Linked DNA regions of Mus musculus: all the other regions are linked to region 1. A link is a contact called in ENCODE Hi-C or POLR2A ChIA-PET data. All regions are on one chromosome and are shown on one strand. Each heading gives the region's core, a stretch centred on a gene start or an enhancer-like site at or near the end of the contact. The rest is flanking DNA. Distances are from core to core; before and after follow the strand shown.

The links. Hi-C counts contacts between places; a loop is a spot of excess contacts on that map. ChIA-PET counts read pairs that join two places held with the same protein, here RNA polymerase II (POLR2A).
Region 2: POLR2A ChIA-PET joins it to region 1 with 17 read pairs in embryonic stem cell. The contact joins the promoter of Lgr6 here to the promoter of Ube2t in region 1. A Hi-C loop is called at or near these places in 9 of 37 maps with a recorded cell type or tissue (gastrocnemius, heart and left cerebral cortex). POLR2A ChIA-PET finds 5 or more read pairs at or near these places in 5 of 5 experiments (Patski and embryonic stem cell).
Region 3: POLR2A ChIA-PET joins it to region 1 with 14 read pairs in embryonic stem cell. The contact joins the promoter of Arl8a here to the promoter of Ube2t in region 1. POLR2A ChIA-PET finds 5 or more read pairs at or near these places in 2 of 5 experiments (Patski and embryonic stem cell).

What each region holds. Positions count from the first base shown.
Region 1 is chr1:134,960,991-134,965,023 of GRCm38, forward strand. Ube2t (ubiquitin-conjugating enzyme E2T) reads left to right here and starts at 1,575. Exons shown (of 7, transcript NM_026024.3): 1 at 1,575-1,796.
Region 2 is chr1:135,102,821-135,106,597 of GRCm38, forward strand. Lgr6 (leucine-rich repeat-containing G protein-coupled receptor 6) reads right to left here and starts at 2,456. Exons shown (of 18, transcript NM_001033409.3): 1 at 2,109-2,456. The coding sequence starts at 2,320.
Region 3 is chr1:135,144,961-135,148,977 of GRCm38, forward strand. It overlaps Arl8a (ADP-ribosylation factor-like 8A), which reads left to right and starts at 1,874. Exons shown (of 7, transcript NM_026823.2): 1 at 1,874-2,140. The coding sequence starts at 2,018. Ptpn7 (protein tyrosine phosphatase, non-receptor type 7) reads left to right here. Exons shown (of 10, transcript NM_177081.4): 10 at 1-366.

The DNA.
Region 1 (4,033 bases), core at 325-2,824:
TTCTATTTCAAGACAGGACTAATACGGTCACTGTCGGAGTAGGGACAAGAAAAGATGCTGAGGAGATTAGATATCATTAGATAGTATGAATGGCAGTAGTAAAATAAGCAGTAATCCCAAATGGTAAGCGAAAACACTTCACTGCAACAAAGAAATCCTAACCATGAATACAGAACCGCAACAGCAGACTGAAAAGCACGTCAGACTGTTGCATGACTATCGTTCAGAAGTCTGTAAGTTTGCAGAATTCACTATCTACCCTCTGGCTCAGTCCTACAACTAAATTGGGGAAGCCCAGAGCAGAGTCAGTCAGAGTCCTAATGAGTCTGAGGGTCTCCAGAAGACAAAACACACCATAAAAACCTCCATGAGGAACCAGCTGTAGCTTAACATCAGTTTGGACTAAATGCAGACATCACCGCGGTAGCCAAAATTATATTAGCTTCGAAGTTCAGAAAGACCGACTGCTAGGTCTATGCTATGGAGCTGTACAAAAAGCTAGGAGCAGTGAAAGAGAAAGGTGATTCCTTGATTGATTTCTGGTCCCACCCCCAGGGTTCCCAGAGTTGAAACCAATTCCAGTTCTGCTGAGTCTCAGGTCTTAAGCTTTCCTTTCTCTCCCAAGGACTACCCACTTTTGGCACTCGCAGCTGTGCCCTCAAAGCTGACTTGGCTATAATCATGCACTTGGTTGCTTAGAAAATACCTTTCTAGAGGTGGAAGAGCGCTTGAAAGTCATTTATTCCGTGGTTGGTGTGTGACTCAAAGGGATCAAAGGCTGGCACAGTATGTAGGAAGAGCGGGCTTGTTTTCAGGGAGAGGGAGGGGGAAATCCTTAACTTCCTCACAGTGCAGAGGATCTCTTGCGTTAACCCCTAACAGGTTGAAGCTTCCATATGAACATTTCCAGTGGTGGAGAAATTTACTCCATCCACTTTACTCTTCAGAGTCCTGATGGAATGCTTTGTTCACCAGAATTATAAATTAAAAAAAAAAATCTTTTTTCATCTGGAGGAAATCTATGTACCCAAGGCTGGTCTCAAATTCTCACCTTTTTATTTCAACATGCCTGCGCGACCGTGCTCGGCTAACTTGTATCTTTAGACTACTGATCTTAAATGAAGTTGTAAAGTTTCCCCTGTCATTGCTTAAAGCCTGGGTGACCTGGTAGCCATTGGGAAGCTGCGTAGGAGTGCCAGGAGTCTCAGGCTAGCCTGAGCTACATAGCAAATTCCAAGCTAAGCAAGGGTTGCATCGCGAGACCCCGTTCCACAGAACCACAACAAAGATATAAAGGCAGCTACTCAGCAGTCACTTCTCCAGATTAAGCGTGTCCAGTTGCCTTTTTTTTTTCCTCTCCTGTAGATGACTTCCCAGCCTTCCCAGCTCACAGTCGATTTACAAACAAGACCACAGCGGGAACTGAGAATTCCGGATACGCGTGCGCGCGCCAATTTGAGCGGTGCGTGAGCGGACGCAAGCTCTGAGCGGTGGCCAATAGGCGGGCGCGCGCCTCCCCCAGGTTTGCTGCGGACCAATCACAGTCCTCTCCTGGAAGGGGGTGGAGTCATTCCAACGGTCTCCGCGGTTCCGCGTGAGCACAGCAGAGGCGCGCCGCGGTAAGTGGGGCTGCTGACGGGTGCTGCGAGTGCCACCTGAGGGAACGAGCCCGAGGTCACGGAGAGTCTGGGGAAGGAGTCCCGTTTCTACCCGAGCGGCCCTGGGAGGAACACGGCGGGGAGAGCGAACCGCCCTGGGCGCGCCAAGGCTACCTCCAGCATCTGCCACCTACCCAGGTTCTGTGCATTGATTATTTATTTACCTCAGGCCTGGGACACAAAGAATTTTACGAAGAGTCAGTGCAGTTGTAAAAAGCTTACGTTTGCGGGGAGTGGTTACTGGAAAAGAGGCTAACAACGCCGGTTTAAAAAAAATTAAAAGGAAAATATCTTTTGAAGCCGTAGTGTAAGGAACTCTGTTATGGTTGTTTGGTTGAGGGTTTCGTTTTGTTTGTGAGACAGGTGTCGCTGTAGCCCAGGCTGACCTGGAACTGACTTCTACCTAGGCGCCTCCAGTGTCTATGCCCCCAAGCCCCGGCTCTGTGAAAACCCTTTATATTCATAAAATACATGATAACACATGGCTTTTATACCAAAGGACTTTTTAATTTTTTATTTACTTTTCTTGTATATGAGTGTTTGTCTGCATGTATGTATACACACCACGGGTATGCCTGGTGCCCTCGGAGGCACAGGACGGTGTTAGTTATGAGATGTCAGATGGATGTTGGGAATTGAATCTGGGTCCTCTGGAAGAGCTGCCAGTGCTCTTAACAGCTAAGCCATCTCTCACCCGAGAAGACTTTGTATATACCAATTGTTATCATAGTCTCATGGCTTCTTTGAGAGAAACTGCCTTTTTCCCCCTCGTTCTAATTTGATTAGCATGCCTTTCCACTATGTTCTTATTTTATATAAAGATACAGTTTACAGTTGTAGGTAGTTTTATTGTAATTGATTGCCCAAAGACAACTTTGAGGAGAGCGTTCTCTCCTACTGTGGATTGCTGGGATTGAATCAAGTTGTCAGGCCTGTGCAGCAAGGGCTTTAACCCGCTGAACTGTTTTTCTAGTCCCCTGTATTTACAAGAGTTTTGTTTCGTTTTACTGAAAATAGTCCTTCAGATTTCTGTATAAAATAGCAATGCTTTGGCTGAACAAGTCATGGGGAGAAAGTCAGTAAGCAGCAGCCCTCTGTGGCCTCTGCATCAGCTCCTGCCTCCAGGTTCCTGTCCTGTTTAAGTTCCTGGCCTGCCTTCTTCCTTCAGCAGTATACTGTGATGTAGAAGTGTAAGCCAAATACTGCCCCCCCACCCAACACACACAATGCTTCCCTCACCCCACCCCCAATAACAAGGCTTCATTAGGCTTAAAACGATAGAGGCTGAGCACATGGCTTAAATCCCAGCAGAGGCGAGCAAATCTTTAAGTTTGAGGTCAGCCTGGTCTACAAATTGAGTTCCAGGACAACTAGGGCTACAAAAAGAAACCCTATCTTAGAGAGACAGAGAGAGTTAAGAATCAAAACACTGTAAATTAAGTTATTAAGTTATTTTGAGATTTTTCTCTGGTATGGAAGGGGAGTCAAAGGACCCGTTAATTTTATTTTTATGTTGTATTATGAATGTTTTGCATACATGCATGTATGTGCACCACATACATGGTTATGAGACACCATATGAGTGTTGGGGATCAAACCCAGGTCCTCTGCAAAAACAGCAAATGCTCTTAATCAGTGGCCCTGCTCCAGCACCCTCTTATTTTTATTTTATTTTTATTTTTCTGACAGGATCTTATATGTACCCCTGGCTGGTCTAGAATTTGCCTTGTAGACCAGGCTGGTATAGAATTTTCAGTAGTCCTCCCCTTTATTTGGGGGGGGGGTAATGGGGTGTAGCTGAGGAGATATTTTGTTTTGCATTTAATAATTAGATTTTTGTATATATAATCAATACATTTTTTTATTTCATTATTATTATGTGTATGTGTCACAGTACAGCAAATGTGGGAAGGTCAAAGGACAAGTTAACAAGAGTTATTTGTCTTCTCTCTCCCCTAACCAAGTGCTGGGATTATACTCATGCACCTTCTCACACCACTTTTTTATTTTAATTTATTTATTTATTATAGCTCTCTCTGGCCTCACTCTCTCCAAAGATTGATTGATTATATTGATTATATGTAAGTACACTGTAGCTGTCTTCAGAGGCACCACAAGAGAGCATCAGATCTCATTATGGATGGTTGTGAGCCACCATGTGGTTGCTGGGATTTGAACTCAGGACCTTCAGAAGAGCAGTCAGTGCTCTTAACTTCTGAGCCATCTCTCAGCCCCCCTCACACCACTTTTTATGTGGTTTCTGAATTAAACTCAGGTCTGCAAAATATATATCAAGCATTTTAACAACTGGATTGTCTCCCTTTTTAAGCACACATAGGACATTCTGAGCAAGACTCAACAGTTTTAAAGGATAT
Region 2 (3,777 bases), core at 1,206-3,705, 140 kb after region 1:
ACACCTGCGGTTGACCCCTGGCCTCCACACACACTGAACATGTACCTGCAGACATGTGCACACCAACATAGATACACACACACACACACACAGAGAGAGAGAGAGAGAGAGAGAGAGAGAGAGAGAGAGAGAGAGAGAGAGATGTAAAATGTCCTCGCAGCTCCCCTGAGAAAGCAAAGAGGGAAGGCTCCACCTCTGAGCTATCTACAGATAGTAGAAGCCCCTCCTCCACCCCCCACTGGGACCCCTGCACAGCCCAGGCAGGAGGATGGGTCTTTCCAGCTCTCTGCAACGCTGTGTATATTGCTGAAAAAAATCTCCGGATCACCCAGGACCCACACCCGTGACTCCCTTCTCCTACCCTCGGAAACTCAAAGGCTTCCTTGACACCCACAAAGACTCAGGAAGAGCTCAGAAACCTTCACCTCTTCTAACCCAAAGATACCCCGCATATCAGAGGGCACTGGGTCAAAGTGTCACGGAACTGTTGTCACCATGGAACGTGGAATACTTGGATCCCCAAAGTGAAACTCTATCCTTATTCCCAAGCCCTGCCAGGAAAAAAAAAAAAAAAAAAGTCCACAGATTACTCTAGAAAATTTTGGTTGCTGAGAAATGTGGCCTGACCTGCCACCCTCTGAAAGGTCCTGTGTCCTCTCTGTTCCTTTAACACAGGCAAGAGGCCTCTTTTCTGCTGTCCTGGAAGGCTGAATAGAAGTTATTTCTAAAGTCTTTTTAGCCATCTTCCCTGTCTTCCAAAGAAACAGTGTCATAGACCCCTAATGTATTAAACTGCTAGAAATGGAATTTCTGGGGTGTGATGGCGGTGGGCCCAGACCTGCTGCTCTCTGCTTGGTGCTGGGCACCCTCACAGCTCTGCTGTGAATACCTGTGCCCACCTCTCCCATCACCCCTAGGGGCTGTACAGGACTTGGTTTGTCCTTCTGGAATATGGGTGTTTCTGTTCCCACAACTGTTTCTTTTGGAGTGAAGAAGGATATGGGGGCGGGGAGGTAATCGCGATATGGAAGGAGCCCCACAAGGGGCACTAGTTCAGGATCCCCCACTTTTACCAGGACACCACCCTCTCATCGCACCCTGGCCCCACCAGCTCTATTGCCGAGCCTCTGGGAACAAGCCCGGCTGCCTCTTCCTCAGCGATCCTCAATTCTAGGATCCCAAAGCCGAGAGAGCCTCTCTCAGGCCTGAGGGAGCTCTGGCCAGACTTTCTACCCAGATCTTCCCACCTTCTCTCCTTCTTCTAAGGGATAGCAGGGGAGGCCAGGGGGTTTCCTCTCCCTGCAGCAGGGGTCAGGGCCAAGAGGTCCGGGCTATGCTCCCACCCACTCCTGCCCAGGTAGTGATCAGCTACAGCTTCCGGCTCTCCCGATTCTGAGCCGGCTACCCCCAATAGGGTCCCCTTCGTGCACCACCTCACCCCAACTCAGACTCTAAAAATGGTTCTCTGGTTTTCAGTCTTGAAGCCTGCCCACAAATTAGTGTCTCTAACACAGCCTCCTGGGACAAGACTTCAGGGAGGCCTGGGGAGGGGGTAGGAGACCTCCACACAAGAAGATGGTACTGGCAGAGTCCCTAACTAAGGAGAGGAGAGCTGCGTGGACCCTTCACCAAAGCCCCCTGCCTCAGTGGGGCAGTGCCGCTTCCTGCTGTGGTGGAAGAACCCATTTCATCCCTACCAGGGCAAACTTCCCTCACCTCCTAACAGAGCACTAACTTTTGCCTTCATCAATCCTGGGCAGTGTTCTTCTGAGGAGGACAGCAAAAGAATATACTGTCACACACACACACACACACACACACACACACACACACACACACACCACTTTCTTGCTTGGCGTTCACACTGCACTTCACCAGGTCCCACATTAAGCCCATAGGGGTGGGGGAGAAACACCTGGGAAAGGTAGCAGGGAGGCCTAGGCTCATTTCTTGCCTCAGTTTCCCAAGTTCTAAGACTAGCTTCCCAGTCCTTCACTCTTGGAAAAGGAAGAGCCCTCTTGGGGATGCGCATGTCCAAGGGCACCAAACGAGTGTTTGCGGGGCAGGCGGCCATTACGAATAACAGGTACCAGCAGGTGAGTACTCACAGGTAAGCCGTCAGGGGGTCCAGGTCCGCAGGCACCACTGAGAGCCCGAGCTCGGAGCAGTCAGCGGACAGCATGATGCCGTCCTCCTGGCAGTGGCAGGGAGCCGGGCAGGCGGGACGCCCCGGGCCAGGCTGGGGGTCGCTGCCCGCGCGCGCCGATGCGCACAGCACAGCGCAAAGCCACAGCGCCAGGAGCCCAGGCGGGCTGTGCATCTCGGCGGCGGGCTGCGGGGCACCTGGCGGGCGCTCAGACGGGCGAGCGCACGGAGTTGTGCGCGCGCGGCTCACCTCCTGGTCCCGGGCGGGCCCGAGGGCTGCGCCGTCGGTGGGCAACGCCCCCGCTCGACTTGGCTTGGGCGCGGCGGCGGCAGCGGCGGCGGGACGGTGCAGTCAGAGAGGGGCAGGCATTGTTGAGTGATCTTCGTTATTCAGTTTCACAGGCTGGGCTTGGCGAGGGAGGGAGACACGGGGGTGGGGTGGGGGGGCTGGGAGGAGGAGTCAAGGAAACTTTCTACGCTGTGGCTCGCTCCCCTTCCCTCCTTCCTTCCCAGCTGGCAGGAATTTCATCGGGGGCGTGGGGTAGGAGAGGGGCGGTGAAGAAAGCAAAGAAACCCAAAGAAAGCTAGGAAGGGCCAGCACATCAGAGACCTGCACTTGTTTAGAAAGGGTGCCCCAGAGCTGGGCCTATGGGGTCGAATTCTTTTTGACTTTGGGAACAGCCACAGGGTCTCAAGGGACCAGAGACCATCAGGGGAGAAACAAACAAACAAAAAACAAAACAAAACAAAAAAACAACAACAAAAGAGAGTTCCACAGACTTGAGCCCCACTACCAGATTTTAGGCTGATGGGAAAAGAGACCCGAGAGAAAGAGATGTTCAAGGTCACACGGCAGTTGGGGACAGCCTCAGAACTAGTGCCCAGATCACTCCTTTACACCCATTCCGACCAGGGAAGGAAGAAGGTCTCAAGGAGGAAGGACGTGGTCGCAGGTTGGTAGTAGGAATGAGGAGGGGCCCCCTCATTGAGGAGCCACTCCTCAACACCAAGCAACTGGCGTAGATTCCACCTGATGCACAGGGCATGGAAATGAACTCATGTAGACTATAAGATCTAAGGTCTAGAGATCACCCTGAACCTTGATCTCGGGACCCAGGACAGCAGAGGGGCTGCCCTCCGCACAGCTGGTTGCCAGAGCTTGCCAGCGAGTCGGCTGATTGGCGCCACCTGGAGGCCCAGTACTACAGATGCAGCTCAAGCACCTTAAGGGCCCGATTCCATCTATAATCCATCTATAATCCCAGGACCTTGGAGAGCAAGGGCAATAGTGGCTAAAACTGGAGTCAAGACTCAGCTCTCTTCTTAGGCCAGCCTGGGCTAGCAGTGCTTCCTTCACGTGTCCTTTTGCTTTCTCTGGTCTCCAGATCTTTCCCTGAGCCAAGCCCCAGGATGGAACTAGACCAAGTTGGGAGCAGTTTGATCCCCATGGTCCATGAGGACCACACGGAGGTAGCCAAGATACCCTCCACCTTTTACTTCTATATCCCAAACACTTCATCAACCCCTCTCTATCTTTGCGGACGCCGCAGGGCCCGCAGAGGGGAAGCTGCATAGTCAGACCAAGAAGCCAAAAGAACTGTGCTGTGCTTCCAGGGCTCCAGCCGCAGCTGT
Region 3 (4,017 bases), core at 624-3,123, 180 kb after region 1:
AGAAAGAAAAGAAACGAAACTAAACAAACAAACAAACAAACAAAAATAATGTGAGGCTACAACTGAGGTTAACATTTTTAATGCTCGACCTGAGCTGAGTAGGTGCTCTGCTTCTTTAGTCTTGGGGTGGTGGCTTGCACTTCCACTTTTTTTTTAAGTCCCCTGAAAGGTCTGCACTGCTGCCCAGGATAGGCTTCTAAAGTACAGGATGCTACATGAGCTCAGAGACTGTATAGAAGGGTGCAAGGGAGCAATTGTACAGCCCTATGGGCTCCCTCCCTATACAGTCACCCCAACCCTGTTCTAGAGGGCACAGGCTCTGGAAAAGCATAATAAATAAATAAATAACCTCTTGGATGCCCACCCAATTCTTCTTTCCATCATTTTAAGCCTCTGGGGCTCTCTCTAGCAACAGAGTAAGGCTCTCGGGAGCAGAAACAGGCTACTAGATCTTCACCCCTAAGATACACTCTTTTCCAGTACTTCTAAGGACATGGTAACAAAACTGTAATCAATGGAAGGGAGACACAGAGGCACTACCTTGTTCAGGGTGCTGTAACAAAGCACCCCACACCCCACAACTTATAAACAACAGAAAGTTGTTGCTCATGGCTTGAAAAATGGGAAAGTGATCTGTCATGGTACGGGTAGATTCAGGGTCTGGTTAGGAGTCACTTTTTGGCTAATAGATTACAGCCTTCTCTTTGTAGCCTCAAGATGGGAGGAGTATAGGCTCTGGGCACCTCTGTTGTTCTCTCCTTATATAAGGGCACTAATCTTAGCTAGGAGGCCTCCCCCCTCATAACCTAGTCGCCTTATATGGTCATCACTTTGAGGAGTGGGATTTCAATATATGAATCTGGGGGAAAGACACAGAAATGTAAAGCAATGAAAATCTATTACTTTGTATGATAACTTAAACTTTAATTTAAACATGTCAGACTATAGCATGTACCTACGGAGGAAGAGAAGAACTTATTAGACAGATGTTAGTAAATCAGAATAGGCTGATCCAGATGTTGAGGGCTGTCTGGTTCTTTAATAGGTTTAATCCATACAGTTGATGTTAACAGTTCATCACAGCCTCCAGGTGAAAACCGACCCCCAAAGAGAGCCCAGCTGCCTAGGAATCCTGAGACCAGGAAGGCACAGCCGGTTGACTGAGCTGTTATCTCCTGCAAGGGAGGATGGGGACTTCTTGGCAGACTCTCCACCACCCACTATCAAAAACTTTGTATCAAAATAGCATACATTTTTTCCTTTGCTACCGCCGTTCCTCACAGGGAATCCCTTGCCCTGATTTTGCCCGTCTCTTTATAGTGAAGACAAGCATCAAGTTCAAATGTCGATCTCACTTTGGGCTTCCCAGACAAGTAGCCTGGCAAACTGTGGTTAACAAAACAAGATGGAGTATTAAGGGCTCTAAATCCGGCTGTTACTCTCTATGGCATTTCGGGGGATGGAATTCGGTACCCAGAGATGCTCAGAGGCAAAGGTTCAGGGAACAAAACCGTTTCTTGGAGATCTTCATGTCACGGTTCTTCGGCCTGGAAATACCCTAGCTTAATCGGGACACCACCCGCCCAGGACCGACCACCGTTCAAGCCAGAAAGCGGTGCAGTCAGGGCGGGGCAAACGAGGGCAGCAGAAAAAATAAAATTACAGCTTTCTCCGCAAGCGCGCCATCACGCTCCTCCCGGCCGCCGCGGGTCCCCGCCGCCCCGCCCGCGGGCGCTGGCCTAGGCCGCGCGCGAGACTGGAGCGCGCTCGGGTGCGAGCAGGACGCGGCCCGGCCCGCGGGAGGGCGGCGGCGGCGGAGGAGGAGGTGGAGGCGCCGTGGCCACACCCATCGGCGAGCGGATCCTCGGGCAGCGCGTCGTCGGCCGCCGCGCTCCAGCCTCCGCCCGCACCGAGCCGCGGGACCCGGCCGCACCGGGGAGGGGCCGCTCCGGGCCGCAGCGCGAGGGCACCGAAGGCGGCGGGGACCCGGCACCGGGCGCGGCCGGTGGCAGCGACCATGATCGCTTTGTTCAACAAGCTGCTGGACTGGTTCAAGGCCCTGTTCTGGAAGGAGGAAATGGAGCTCACGCTGGTGGGGCTGCAGTACTCGGGCAAGACCACCTTCGTCAACGTGATCGCGGTATGCGGGCAGATGTGTCGCCGGCGCCGCGCCCTAGGCAGCTGGGGTCGGCGCCTGGCGTGGCCCGGCACCGCCGGGTTCCGGGCAGGGAGGAGCCGGCTCCGGGCACTTAGGGCCTAGCACGGTTCTTGGGGGACCGACTGGCGTGCCACCCGTTCTCTGGCCTGGGCTAGGATGGCAGGGCTGGGGGCGGGGTAGCGAGGACCAGGGGAACCGAGCTTGCGTTCCGGAGCTGGCGGCACGGAGATGTCTCCACGCACCGGGAACCCGCCGCAGGCTGACAGGCCCCCGAGGCGGGCGCAAAGAGGCATGACGGGGCGAAAGTGCCCGGACAATCCCGCTCCGCGCGTGGAGGGTCACGGGACGCGCGGCCGGAGCGTGTTGCCAGGGTGCCCTAGCAGCCCAGCCCCACCCCGAGGGCTCTGCCTACCCTTGCTGGACGCGGAAGCCGCGGCCCTTTGGGGCGGGGGGAAGGTATCCCTAGAGGCAGAGGAGTCAGCTGAGGTCCTGGCTCTAGTCCAGACTCCTCCCCGGAACCTGTCCCGGGCCTGCCTTAGCGTTGGGGTCCCGAAAGCATGGCACCATAAAGGGAGTTGGGAGACTCCACTTGGCTCAGAAGTTGCAAGAGTAGGTACCGAGGACCCGAGAGGATGAGCTGGAGGGGCGCCATCCACCTGGGGACAGGGGAGAGAGCAGCTTTGGAGACTCAGCACTGGGGGAGGCGGAGGAGAGAGGGGGGTGATTGCAGTTGTATGTCTGTGCCAGAGGAGTGGTGAAGAAGGAGTTAAATTTTCTCTTTAAAAAAGAGGAAGATGAGCTCCCTGGGCGTGAGCTGAGCTGCAGTAATGGCTGCAGCCTGTATTTCCAAGCTAGGCAAGACTGGGCTTATGGGACCAAGTAAGGCTTGGGACGGGGACATAGTTCCCCCCCCCCCCCCAGAACCTAGGCCCGTTCCCAAAGATGGGTTTTCCAAGGACTGTGAATTCGCCAGATATAGGCTAAAGATGCTGATGTGCAGGTCCGCAAAGATGTGAGACCACCAGCTTCGGTACCACCACTTGCCTGTATTGTATTGTTGCCCGACCCTGAAGCCCCATAGGGCTCAATATCCCTGCAAGGGGAGCCTTCAGAGGGACTTAAAGGTGATCATAGCATGGGCGCTCTCTCTTCCCTAAATATGCTCCGCCATTGACCTCTGGACCTTCCCCTACTCAGTGACCCTTCTTATTCCACGGGCCTCTGCTGATGTTTGGGACATGTTTTTCTGAACTAACACACATTTGCTTCCTGACTGCCATGCTGTGTCCCTAGGACCAAACACCCTGGTTAGGCTTGGTGTTGACTTGCCTCTTAGGCTGTCAGAGCAGGAAACCAACACCCGGATTCCCACCTGTCTCTTCAGACCTAGGTGGCTTGGTTTGGGGCATTTGGGTCTGGGAGATGTTTTTGTATTTCTCAAAAGGAGAAACTAGCTGTTTGGACTCTGCCAAGACACCACTTCCAGTCCCTAGGGATGTCTTTCTCAGCGGCGTGTTAGTATAGGGATGCAGAGACACCTAGGTGGGTTCAACTTCCTGGCCTGGGCCTACTCTTTAAGACCAGCATCTTCTTAAAGAATGGAAGGCTCTGACAGGTCAGGGACAGAAGCCAAGTTCTCAAATTCTCCTGCCAGAGTCAAGAGGTTCCTTGAAACTAAGCATGATGGAGCATGCCTGTAAACGCAGCAGTCTGGATGCTGAGGCAGGATCCCTAGTCTGAGAGCAGCCTGGGATAGAGAGAGACTTTGTTTCAGAAATTAAAAAAACAAACAAAAACAGACAAAGACAAACCAGTTTTGTTTGGTATTCAACATTCCTTCCCCCACTCCCCTTCTCCTT